4 separate regions of the Homo sapiens genome follow, and all the other regions are linked to region 1. A link is a contact called in ENCODE Hi-C or POLR2A ChIA-PET data. All regions are on one chromosome and are shown on one strand. Each heading gives the region's core, a stretch centred on a gene start or an enhancer-like site at or near the end of the contact. The rest is flanking DNA. Distances are from core to core; before and after follow the strand shown.

The links. Hi-C counts contacts between places; a loop is a spot of excess contacts on that map. ChIA-PET counts read pairs that join two places held with the same protein, here RNA polymerase II (POLR2A). Pooled maps may share reads with other maps.
Region 2: a pooled map shows a loop between it and region 1 (3-fold over the local background). The contact joins two enhancer-like sites. A Hi-C loop is called at or near these places in 2 of 168 maps with a recorded cell type or tissue (CD4-positive, alpha-beta memory T cell and Caco-2), 7 of 37 single-sample maps with no recorded cell type and 10 of 50 pooled maps. POLR2A ChIA-PET finds 5 or more read pairs at or near these places in 3 of 52 experiments (OCI-LY7 and WTC11).
Region 3: a pooled map shows a loop between it and region 1 (2.3-fold over the local background). The contact joins the promoter of KLHL11 here to the enhancer-like site in region 1. A Hi-C loop is called at or near these places in 4 of 50 pooled maps. POLR2A ChIA-PET finds 5 or more read pairs at or near these places in 2 of 52 experiments (WTC11 and activated naive CD4-positive, alpha-beta T cell).
Region 4: a loop to region 1 is called in a pooled map, with 2.6 times the contacts of the local background. The contact joins the promoter of JUP here to the enhancer-like site in region 1. A Hi-C loop is called at or near these places in 1 of 50 pooled maps. POLR2A ChIA-PET finds 5 or more read pairs at or near these places in 4 of 52 experiments (HEK293T, MCF 10A, Panc1 and 1 more).

The regions. Positions count from the first base shown.
Region 1 is chr17:42,132,038-42,134,938 of GRCh38, reverse strand. All of the region lies in intron 1 of RAB5C (RAB5C, member RAS oncogene family), which reads left to right. Among named protein-coding and RNA genes, the nearest start is that of HSPB9, 11 kb to the right of the region's middle. RefSeq lists enhancers at 1,017-1,066, 1,637-1,686. Within about 2 kb of position 1,383, at least 26 of the 41 ENCODE cell types and tissues checked have a DNase peak (open chromatin) inside an H3K27ac peak, as active enhancers do.
Region 2 is chr17:42,406,077-42,409,250 of GRCh38, reverse strand. The region is part of intron 1 of CAVIN1 (caveolae associated protein 1); the gene reads left to right. Among named protein-coding and RNA genes, the nearest start is that of CAVIN1, 16 kb to the left of the region's middle. RefSeq lists an enhancer at 2,891-2,940. Within about 2 kb of position 1,575, at least 26 of the 41 ENCODE cell types and tissues checked have a DNase peak (open chromatin) inside an H3K27ac peak, as active enhancers do.
Region 3 is chr17:41,864,171-41,867,174 of GRCh38, reverse strand. It overlaps KLHL11 (kelch like family member 11), which reads left to right and starts at 1,752. Exons shown (of 2, transcript NM_018143.3): 1 at 1,752-2,349. The coding sequence starts at 1,805. It overlaps ACLY (ATP citrate lyase), which reads left to right. Exons shown (of 29, transcript NM_001096.3): 29 at 1-257. RefSeq lists enhancers at 567-1,067, 1,068-1,568 and a silencer at 1,602-1,791.
Region 4 is chr17:41,784,921-41,788,113 of GRCh38, reverse strand. JUP (junction plakoglobin) reads left to right here and starts at 1,403. Exons shown (of 14, transcript NM_002230.4): 1 at 1,403-1,526. RefSeq lists silencers at 1,435-1,734, 1,899-2,111.

The DNA.
Region 1 (2,901 bases), core at 134-2,633:
TCCAGAGCAGAGGGAACCCCGGAGCAGGGAAGAACAGTGTCCCATTTTTCTTTCTCTTTCTCTTCCATCCTTGGCCCAGAAGTGCCTGTGCACAGGGCCAGGGTGTTTAGGAGCTTAGATCCCTTCTGCGCTTTCATGTGCATTGTATTAATAGGAAAATAGTGTGACTCCAAGTCCTTATACATTCTCTCCCCTTTCCTGTGGAAGACATGAGGTTGGGACTGGTGCTTGTTCTTAGTGGCCTCTGAACAAGCCAGGGTTCTGATTTGGATGGTGGGTCCATGGCAAGGAGAATCTTTCTCCCTAGATCTGAAGCTCCAGCACGGCCATTGTACTTGTGAAAAAAAGTCAACTTTTTTTTGAGACAGAGTCTTACTCTTTTGCCCCAAGCTGGAGTGCAATGGCGCGATCTCAGCTCACTGCAATCTCTGCTTCCTGGGTTCAGGCAATTCTTGTGCCTCAGCCTCCCAAGTAGCTGGGATTACAGGCGTGTACCACCACGTTGGCTAATTTAAAAAAATCAACTTTGACTGTAACTTTAGCTCTTATGGAGAATTTGATTTTTGTCTCAAAGAAGACTTTGAAAACTATGTCAGTTTTGGCTATAATTCCATCACCTGACTGCACAAGTGGATAATTTTTGCCAGGGGTTCAAAAAGAAAGATTGCCAGTAAGACACACATCCCTGGGAGGCAGGACAGCTCAGTGAATGCATTCACCTTTACTACCTGCCATGTCTTCAGTTTCCCAGGCTTGGGAGGAGAGGGTATAATGCTTCCTGGGGCTCTCGGTCTGGCCTTCCCCTGGCTTAGACACCCTCATATCTCCGTGCGCCCTTCCTAGCAAAATTGGCTTCCTTGGGCTTTATTGACTGCAAAGGTTGGACACCACTGCTCATTTGATCACCAAGCAGGGCCAGGCAAACCACTAGGCAACAGACCGTAAAAAGTGCTGGGTGTGCCTGCTCAGGTATCTCTGGAAGGCAGGATCAGTGACCAGGCAGAACATGTCACCAGCTAGTTCATGCCAGGGAGAGCCTGTCTCAGTTCATTGGGATGGCCAGAGTCTGTTCACCAACAGTCTTGGAGAAAGTGTTACAAATAACCCTGTCAGTACTCTTAGCTACTGTTTACTCAACATGATGTGTGTGAGACAGCTGGCAAACACTGCCATTAACCCTGGTGTGCCCCATATTAGTGATGAGAACACTGAGGCTCAGCTCAGGTGGCTTCTACAAAGTGATTCAGAAGTGGCAGGAGACAGTCACATCTGTGGTGCCGAAAGCCAGTGCCTGTGCTCACTCTCTCTCTGCCAGATGCTCTAGCCCTGGCTGTGCTTCAGTGGGTGTGCTTCACCTGCAGATGCTGGGCTCTGTGCCAAACCTTCATGAGAATCTCGAGGGGCTGGCTGCACAGATGACTTCAATGTACAGACACCGTTGAGAACCACTGCAGGAGAGTTATTTGTCTCCCCTTCTGGCTTGTTTTTAAAAATCACATTCTGTTCCTCTAACCCTGTGGTTTGGTAGTGACAAGACTTAGATCTGTTACCTGTATTTTTCTCGACCTGTAGGTGCTGGTTACTTCCCAGCTCGGTACCCTAAGCACCAGCTGCTTTGGTTTTTTTGGAATCAGAGACTTGGTTTTCTATTACCATCTCCCAGTCCATTCATACCTCCTCCTCCAGTGCCCCAGCCACAGACCATTGCTCAGCCAAGACTCTGTGTCACGTGGATTCATGGTAATAACCAACTTGTAATTCCACTGTGGTTTTCCCTCTGTTGCTGTCGCCCTGCCTGGCTCTGGGCGGCTCCTCCCACTGTTGAGGGCACTCAGAAACTGCAAGATTACTGTGACTGTTGCTAGAGCCAGCTAGAGCTAGACCTTCCTGGACCAGCAAAGTTGCTGCCACAAAAAAAGAGAGTTTCATTCACCTAGCAGCCCTAAACCAAACATAGGGCAGGCACTGCCTCCATTGTTCTTCCACAGCAGGGAGGATGGCATCATGTCTATGGTGGGTCTGGGGGGTTCTGTCACCTGTAGGCTGGGTGACCATGAGCAGGACATTTAATATATGAATGTTAAATTATCTATCTGAAAAATGGAGGTTGTCGTAAAGCTTGAAGGAGATAATAGTTGTGCAATTGGGAAGCTGAGGCGGGAGGGTTGCTTGAGGCCAGGAGTTGGAGACCAGCCTGGGCAACACAGTGAGACTCCATCTCTGCAAAAAAAAAAGAAAGAAAGAAAGAAAGAAAATTTTAATTAGCTGGGTGTGGTGGTGTATACCTGCTGGAGGCTGAGGCAGTAGGATCTTGGAAGCTGCAGTGAGCTGTGATCACACCGCTGCACTCTAGCCTGGGCAACACAGTGAGACCTTGTTTCTTTAAAAAAAAAAATTATTTCCTTCCATCAGCACTCTTTGAGTTCCTAGTATGCACATAGGCACTGTGAGGAAGGCATCTCTAAGAAGCAGAAAGCACAGACCTTGTCTCTTCATTGACTGAGGTGAAATGAGAAAGCGTCTTAAACTATGAAAAATTGAAATGACATAACTTTGAAATATTTACATGGTATTTCTGGTTGCTAATTGAGACCCACCACCCCGTACTTCCTTCCTTGTACTTTTGGGGAAGAGGTGGGCCCCATTTCAAACCTCTTTTCCTTTGGTTCTCTCCAGAAAGGAAACTGTTGTTTCTGGCTAGTGAATCATTCTTCCTGAAGCTCACTTTTTAAATGAGTTGCTGGGAGAACTTGGATGTGGAAAACGATTTGAGGTTGAACAAAACAAGCCCTTTGCTGTCAGCTTCTTGCATGAATGTGGACCATTTGCTTCCCACAGATACCTCCTGTTCATCCACATTGCTGTCCCTTAACCATGAGGGAATGTACTTCCCTTGCTCAG
Region 2 (3,174 bases), core at 326-2,825, 270 kb before region 1:
CGTGCGCCTGTAGTTCCAGCTACTTGGGAGGCTGAGGTGGGAGGATCACTAGAGCCCAGGAGGTTGAGGCTGTAGTGACCTGTAATCATGCCACTGCACTTCAGCCTGGTTGACAGAACAAGACCCCATCTCAAAACAAACAAACAAAAACACAAAAATGGCCAGATGCGGTGGCTCGTGCCTGTAATCCCAGCACTTTGGGAGGCCGAGGTGGGAGGATCCCTTGAGGTCAGGAGTTTGAGAACAGCCTGGCCAACATGGTGAAACCCTGTCTCTACCAAAAAATACAAAAACTAGCCAGGTGTGGTGGTGCATGCCTGTAATCCCAGCTACTTGGGAGGCTGAGGCAGGAGAACTGCTTGAACCCAGGAGGCAGAGGTTGCAGTGAGCCGAGATCGCGCCACTGCACTCCAACCTAGGTGACAGAGTGAGACCATGTCTCAAAAAAAAAAAAAAAAAAGGCCGGGCACGGTGGCTTAGGCTTGTAATCCCAGCACTTTGGGAGGCTGAGGAGGGCGAATCACATGAGGTTGGGAGTTCAAGACCAGCCTGATCAACATGGAGAAACCCCGTCTCTACTAAAAATACAAAATTAGCCAGGTGTGGTGGCACATGCCTGTAATCTCAGCTATTTGGGAGGCCCAGGCAGGAGAATTGCTTGAACCTAGGAGGCGGATGTTGCGGTGAGCCGAGATCGTGTCATTGCACTCCAGCCTGGGGAGCAAGAGCAAAACTCCATCTCAAAAAAAACAAAAAAACTAAAAAACAAAAACCTCCTCTCACTAGGATTGCTTCCTTATGTTGTAGTTTGAGACCTTTCATGAGGCACTAGGAAGATGGCATTGGCTATAAGAAGTCTGCAGCTCTCTCCCCAGTCCCATTCACTTCCAAGTTCAGCTGGCAAAGACCTTTATCTAGGAAGCCACAGGCCAGGAAAACCAGCCAGCTCAGCCTTTAGGGGTGGGGTGGAGCAGGCAGCAGGGGTAGGGGAGAAGCGGGGGATGCTGGGGGTAGGGCAGAGAGACAAAGTGGATTTGTTTTCCAGCAGCTGGGGCTGTTTCCTGACTATTCCCTGCCTGTCACCCTTAATCCCTCCCTAGCCTATTCACATTGTCTGAGTTTAGTGAAAGGAGGGGCTCTCTCCACCCTTTGGTGGGGCGTGGGTGGGTTTTTAAGTCTGGGAGGTTATGAAGGAAAGATCAGAGCTGAATTTTTTTTAATATATATATATACTGGGGCTGCAGGTAAATTCTGGGTGGAGATGGATGAAGAGGGTTTAGATCCTACAATGATGTATAAGTCTTAAATGATATGCACTCCAGTAGCAGGCAGGGTAAGGGTGATTGTAGGAGCCCCAAAGTGAATGACTGGAAATCAGAGGGAATGCAAAGAGAAGTTGAGACTCTCCTACACTCAGAACAAGGAAAACACCCTTCAATGCCTCAGTGAATGATAAGAGGCAGAGGGATAAACAAAATGCCCTAGGATTGCCCATGATCTGCACTAAGCCGTCTATGGCAGGTAGAGACTACAAGTCCCAGCATGCCCTGTGCCCAGGTCACCTTGCCTGCTGGGAGGTGTAGTTGGGTAACAGAGAGCTGGAGGTGGCTTGGTGCCCAGCAGAGCTGATGCCCAGATGAGAGAAGAGGTGGAGCCAGCATTCCCTCTTTGTCCCTGCTAATGCTATTGACAAGAAGGGAAGGAAGTTGGGAGAGGGTGTTCCTAGTTTTCAGTGTAAACCAGGAAACTCTGGGGGGATGTTGATGGGAGGGAAGAGGAAAGAGGTTGGGGGCTGGGGAAGGAATTTCTGTAGCAGGTGGTGCAGAGATACCGAGCAGCCTATGTATAGGGGTGTGTGTGTGTGGTGTCAGTGAGAGGACTCAGTTTATGTTGCCTTAATTTCTTAGGGGACAGGATTTTTCTTATAATTCTGGGAAATGGTCTTCAGAAAACCCTTTAGAAAAGCGACTATCTCTCGTTCCTTCATTTGAAGTCACTAAAGGGAGTCTGGGCCAAAGAGATCCTATTGATGATCTTGGTCTGCCCTTTCCCTTTCTGTGCTCAGCCTCCCCTGCTCTCTGATGAGGGTGGAGGTGGGGGAGGGAGTGATCCAGAGATTCTGAAATGTTGGCCAGAGTCAAGATCTTGGAAAATCTTCCCGGAATGGAAAGCAGTTCTGGTGCTAAGTCCTCCAAGGAGAAGACAGAAAAGCAAAGAACTGGTTCTGAGCTCCAGGGTCATGGGGAATCTGAGACCACCCATCCTACTCCTAGACCCCTGAGCTCAGGCTTTGTGCTGGGGGCAGGGGGTAGGGAAAGCAAGAATTGAAAAGTAATCTCTCTTCTATCCCAAAGTAGGGAAGTCACAACCAGAAGAAATGTCCAGACTGGGGAGAAAACATGTCCGTGGCTCCCAGCCAGCTTCTTCCTCTTTCCAATATCAATTTCTAAATGTGGGGGAGGGGGAGAATGACCACTGGTGGAGCCAAACAGTATGAAGGAGTCAAAGAAGGTGGAGGTGGGGGAGGGTGGACCACAGTTCTCCATCTCTAAGGCTGGTTCTGAAATAGCTTGAGGCCAGGAGCAGTGGCTTATGCCTGTAATCCCAGCACTTTGGGAGGCCAAGGCGGGTGGATCATTTGAGGTCAGGGGTTCGAGACCAATCTGACCAACATGGTGAAACCCCGAGTCTACTAAAAATACAAAAAAATTAGCCAGGTGTGGTGGCGCATGCCTGCAGTCCCAGCTACTCAGGAGGCTGAGGCAGGAGAATTGCTTGAACCTGGGAGGCAGAGGTTGCAGTCAGCAGAGATCGTGTCACTGCACTGCAGCCTGGGCGACAAAGCGAGACTCCATCTCAAAAAAAAAAAAAAAAAGAAATAGCTTGAGTCTAGGAAATGCACTTCCTTTACTTTACCTGCTTGGGTGGGTAGGTGCAGCTGTGGGCTCAAACCCCTACCCGCTTTCAACTTAGACACTCCCACCACTTGCTTTTCGGCCTGGCTCGGGCAGTGTGCGATTTGCGGCACCAGAGGGCGCTCCGCCCATTTCCAAAGTGGAGCTGTGTCTCCCGAGGGCCGTAGTGGTTTAATATCATCTACGGGTGGAAAGGGATCAGGACAGGGTTGGACGACCACAGAGATTTTAGCCCAAGTGCAATTATTACGCAACCCCA
Region 3 (3,004 bases), core at 503-3,002, 270 kb after region 1:
GAGTAGTAACTTAATATGTAAAGTTGTAACATACATACATTTAAAATGGAAATGCAGAAAGCTGTGAAATGTCTTGTGTCTTATGTTCTCTGTATTTATGCAGCTGATTTGTCTGTCTGTAACTGAAGTGTGGGTCCAAGGACTCCTAACTACTTTGCATCTGTAATCCACAAAGATTCTGGGCAGCTGCCACCTCAGTCTCTTCTCTGTATTATCATAGTCTGGTTTAAATAAACTATATAGTAACAATGAAGGCATACTGCTGGCTCCTGGCATCCATATCCTTTGATCTGTATTCCTTTGTAACTGTACTTTTTTCCAGACAGGGTATCACTCTGTCGCCCCAGGGCTGGAGTACAGTGGCACCATCACAGCTCACTGCAGCCTCCATCTCCTGGGCTCAAGCAGTCCTCCCACTCCAGCCTCCCAAGTAGCTGGGACTACAGGAGCATGCCACCACTCCAGGCTAACTTTTGTATTTTTTGTGGAGATAAGGTTCTGCTGTATTTCCCAGGCTCTTCTGGAACTCATGGACTCAAGCAATCCATCCTCCTTGGCCTCCCAAAGTGCTGTTACAGGCGTGAGCCACTGTGCCTGGCCTGGCCTGAACTGTACTAATAGTTTCAGTATATATGGTTTTAAAAATGCTCATCTACGGTCAGGCGTGGTGGCTCATGCCTGTAATCCCAGCACTTTGGGAGGCTGAGGCGGGTGGATCACGAGGTCAGCAGATCGAGACCATCCTGGCTAACACGGTGAAACCCCGTCTCTATTAAAAATACAAAAACTTAGCCAGGCATGGTGGCGGGCGCCTGTAGTCCCAGCTACTCCGGAGGCTGAGGCAGGAGAATGGCGTGAACCCGGGAGGCGGAGGTTGCAGTGAGCCGAGACCCGCGCCACTGCACTCCAGCCTGGGCGACAGAGCGAGACTCCGTCTCAAAAAAAAAAAAAAAAAAAAAATTAGCCTGGAGTGGTGGCGGGCGCCTGTAGTCCCAGCTACTCGGGAGGCTGAGGCACAAGAATCGCTTGAACCCGGGCGGCGGAGGTTGCAATAAGCGAAGAGCGCGCCACTGCACTCCAGCCTGGGCGACAGAGCGAGACTCCGTCTCAAAAAAAAAAAAAAAAAAAAAATTAGCCTGGAGTGGTGGCGGGCGCCTGTAGTCCCAGCTACTCGGGAGGCTGAGGCACAAGAATCGCTTGAACCCGGGCAGCGGAGGTTGCAATAAGCGAAGAGCGCGCCACTGCACTCCAGCCTGGGCGACAGAGCGAGACTCCGTCTCAAAAAAAAAAAAAACAAAAAACCCAAAACAAAACAAAAACAAAAAGAAACAAAAAAAAAAACGGATAACGAGTAACTCATTCATCCCTCATCCACTTAGCTGGGGCTAGATCTTATAAAAATCCTGTATTGCCACTCAAGGCTTTAACAACAGGTGATGGTCTAAGGTGGCTTTACTCGACAAAATGACTGCAGAGAGCATGCTACCCACTAAGGAAAGGAAGCGAGCCATACTCGCACCGACGCCCTGGGGGTAGGCCTGGGGCGAAGTCTTCTGGACTGGGCGACTGTTACTGACGGACCTCACCAAGGCAGGCAGAGCTGCTGGAGGCGAGGCGGCGCTGCTGGAGGCGAGGCGGCGCTGCTGGAGGCGAGGCGGCGCTGCTGGAGGCGAGGCGGCGCATGTGCGGCCGGCGGGCGACCTGGCCCCGCCCCGCGCGCACTATTTAATCCCAGAATCCCTCTGTGTCGTACCAACAGCCGCATCGTTCCGAGGCTGTGGAGGCCGGGCGCAGCGGCGTCAAGATGGCGGCTGCGGCAGTGGCGGCGGCGGCGGCGGCGGCCGCGGCTGCATCTCTTCAGGTACTGGAGATGGAGAGCATGGAGACGGCCGCCGCCGGCTCGGCAGGACTGGCCGCCGAGGTCCGAGGCAGCGGCACGGTGGACTTCGGGCCTGGGCCGGGGATCTCTGCAATGGAGGCGAGCGGGGGCGATCCGGGCCCAGAAGCCGAGGATTTCGAGTGCAGCTCTCACTGCTCAGAGCTGTCCTGGCGGCAGAACGAGCAGCGGCGCCAGGGCCTCTTCTGCGACATTACCCTGTGCTTCGGCGGGGCTGGAGGCCGCGAGTTCCGGGCCCACCGCTCGGTACTGGCTGCCGCCACCGAGTACTTCACGCCCCTGCTCTCGGGCCAGTTTTCCGAGTCCCGCTCGGGACGGGTGGAGATGCGCAAGTGGAGCTCCGAGCCGGGGCCCGAACCCGACACAGTGGAAGCCGTAATCGAGTACATGTACACCGGGCGCATCCGCGTCAGCACGGGCAGCGTGCACGAGGTGCTGGAGTTGGCCGACAGGTAGGCGAGGGAGGCGGGAGCGCGGAGGGCGGCGGGCGCGGAGAGGGGGAGATGCTCGCTGGCGGAGGGGAGGGCAGTGCCTGCCACGGCAGCTCGCGAGTCCTGAGTGAATGCATTGGTTTCACACTCGCTGAGCGCCTGCTTGGGGGCAGCCACCGCGGTGGGCGAGGAGGATGCACCATCAGGTCCGGCGAGGGCGCCCCGCGCCCAAGGAGCTCAGATACTAGGTGATGGGACAAAAGTGATGAAAAGGAAAGTCAGTATGTGGTAACTGTTGTGCTGACGTTCAAAAGGAATGAAAGGCTAGGGATTGAATAAAGATCTTTCTGAAGAGGTGAAGTTTAGATCGACCTCTGAATGTCAAAAAATAACTGACCGTGCAAAGATGGGGAATGAATATTCCAGACAGCGCAAACGCCCTCAGGCAGGATCCAGTTTGGCTTAGAGAAGAGAATTAAAATATAGTCCAGTGAGGCTGGATCTAGTGGATGAAGGGGAGAAGGATGCGTGAGATGCGTTGGAATAAGGAGTTTGGATTTCACTAAGTGTGATAGGAAGCTGGGTAAAGAAATAGCTCATTTAAATATTTTAATATTATTCTGCCACTGTGTTAAACGGATTGTAGGGAGCAGGAATGCTCCAGAGACTGGTTAGA
Region 4 (3,193 bases), core at 154-2,653, 350 kb after region 1:
TCACTGCAACCTCCGCCTCCCAGGTTCAAGCAATTCTCCTGCCTCAGTCTCCCAGGCAGCTGGGATTATAGTTGCCCGCCACCACGCTCGGCTAACTTTTTGTATTTTTTGTAGAGATGGGGCTTCACCATATTGGCCAGGCTGGTGTTGAACTCCCGACCTCAGGTGATCCACCCGCCTTTGCCTCCCAAAATGCTGAGATTACAGGAGTGAGCCACTGCGCCTGGCCTGCCCCGTTTCTTTCATGCCAGGGCTGGATTTCCTTCAGATCTGCTGCTTGATGTTTCCAAGCCCACCAAAGCCTCCTGACACCAATACTGTATTTTTGTGCCAATTAATTGTTCTGTCTCTCCTCCAAGTGTTTGTGCCTTTTCTCTGCCCCTTCCCCATTGCCTTGACATTTTATGTCTATGCTCCTCTTCCATGAGGGGAACAGCTGGTTTGATGGTCCTTCAAATGAGAGGAAGGAGGTTCTAGCTTGGGGTGTGCCACTTTGTAGTTTTGTGACTTCTCTGAACTTCGGTTTCTTCATCTTTACAATGAGGGTCGTTTTCTCATCCTAACTATTTTTCAGAGCTGTCACAATAATTAAAAAAAAACATACCGTTAATTTAAATTTCTAACCTTTAGCAGTTTCTGAGTGCTTTCACAAACCTGACCTCATTTAATCCCCACATACTCCAGTGAGGTAGATATGGCTAATGTATCCAGTTTACAGAAGAGGAGAAACAGGGTGAAGTAACTTGCCTAAAATCATACCAAGTGGGAGAAGACCAAACCTGGCCTTCTAATTCTAAATCCCAGGAGTACTCCATCTTTCGGGAAAAAAATCCCACCCCAGCACAAAGCCTATGAAATGCTATACAAATATGTGATTACTACTTTGGGGCAAGGATGAATAAGCCCAAAGAAGCATCATGCCTGACGCTGAGTTGGCTGGCCGGTGAAGGCGTCTGTCCCTTCCCTTGGTATCCCTATGACTTACCTGTTGGACAGGTAGGGGGAAGGGGAGAGTAATGAGTCTCACCTGCTCAGAGCAAGGGTGGGGCAAGACACACCCCATCCCTTCCATTGGTTTTTTCCTTAGTCTTACTGACAGAGCCTTGTCCAATCAGGAGGAAGTAACTTTCTATCTGCCAATAGATGCAATGTTAGGATGAGACCTCAAGTTAGAGTCCATCCCTAGAGCCGACTGGCAGTCCCCGGGGCCAATGGCAAGCGGATAAACAGAGGCGGCCGTGGAAGAGGACTGGAGGCGAGGCTCCGCCCCTCCACGGGACAGTCAGGCGAGATAGCCAGTGAGCTCGCACCAGAGGGTGGGCGTCTCCCCCAGGGGCGGAGCTTCGAGGTGGCGAGGGGCGTGGCTTGGCTGTCAGGTCTCTTCGCCTTTTGTTCGGTTACTGAGTTGCTGCCTTGGCCAGAGTCCGGAGCAGCCGCCGCCCGACCACGCCGAGCTCAGTTCGCTGTCCGCGCCGGCTCCCACCCCGGCCCGACCCCGACCCGGCCCGGTCAGGCCCCATACTCAGGTGCGGGCTATCGGGGGCGCAGGTATCGTTGGGGACAGAGGGGTGGCGAGCGGCCGCGGGGCCGGTCCCAGCCGTCCCTGGGCAGGTGAGGGCCGGTGCCATCGAGCGCCACCCTGCACCGGCGGCAGGGGGCGCGCTGGGGTCCTGGGCGCGGCGACTTGGGGGTCGCGCGGTTCGGGCCGAGCGCGCCTCGGAGCTCCGCGAACCAGAGATCTGAGCAAGGCGGGGAGGGATCCGGACAGGTGCCTCCGGGGTCGCGCCTCCCCCGGGGCCCGCGCAGCTCGCCCGACGCCGCGTCCCTGACTCTCGCCCTGGGCTGGCGGGGGAGACTTTGCTCTGCTTCGACTGCGTCCCAGGGCTCACGCTGCAGTCAGGAATTTACCGTTTGGGGAACTTGCTGCCGCTGGTCTCTTTGGGGCCACCCTCACCCCACCCCACGCGTCATCCTCGCTTTCCCTCCCTCCCTACTCCCCCAGGCCTGGGTGGGGCCCTATTGTTTGCGCCCAGCTTGCCCAACTGTGGGGGCCGAGCGCACATTTTCCCAGCGACTCTGGCCCCACCTGCCGAGCAGGTGAGCGCACGGAGTCCAGAGGCCCTGCCCTCCAGCTCCCAGAGCCTCGTCGATACTACCTGCGGCGCCTCCCTCCACGCCGGTGGGAGCCCGGCTCTGGCTTCTTCAGCGGAGGTGGGATGGAGTGACTGGGGGGTGCAGGGCTCGGCTCAGTGTCCAGCTGGTGTCTGGCACCCGTGGCTCGCCCTGGGGTCTGGGGGGTGGGGTCTGTGCACGGATGAAGAATTCAGGGTCACCTGGCCCAGTTTCCAGTAGCTGTGGCTGCCAGAGTGTTGGTAGGGGAACAGGACCCGTCTTCTCTAACCTCTTATTGTTGGAAAAAATCACCCAAAACAAACTTTGCAGGAGGAAGTATTCACAGCAGCTTTATCTGGGGGTTTTCCCGTCTCCTTGCCCAAAACTTCCTTTAGGCTTAGGGGGTCCTTCCTGGTGCAAAACCCCTTCCCCCAGCCGGCCCCTGGCTGAACCTGGGCCGGTGCCTGGGCTCCGACCCTGTCTTCCCTGCCCCCACATTCATCCTGTTCGCTGGGCCCCAGGGGCCTGAGGTAGGGGCCGGGGTGGGGGGTGGAAAGTGCTGAGAGGGGAAGCAGCTTCTTCCTTCTCTTCCTGCCTCCTGGGACCACCACACCCCCTCAGACAAGGCCTGCGTAAGTGGTTGTCTCTCAAGCTCTGCCCCCTCCCCAGGAATGGGGGTGGGGCAGGGCTGGGCCAAACTGAGGAAGGTGGGGGGAGTGGTTGTTCTTGTCTTTTTTTTTTTGCCTCTACCCCATCCCCCACATTACTTAGCTGGCTGGTTATTGAGGCAGAAGCGCATGAGGCTGTGGGACTTGCCTTCCATTTGATTTCTGAATTGTGAAGGTGCATGCTTTCTGGAGGCCTGCACAGACCTTTCCCACCCGCTTTCCTGAAAGAATTTGACAGGGAAAGTGAGACCGCAGGAAGGCTTTTTGGGGGAAGGTTTCTTCAATGCTAGACTCTCTCAGGCAGAGCTGCATCGGGCCCCCTGCCTTCCCTGCTCCCAATTTCCTGAGACCGCCCCCCCCCACCCAGAATTGGGGATCTTGATCAGGGTTTGTACCCCGGTTTAAAAAAAAAA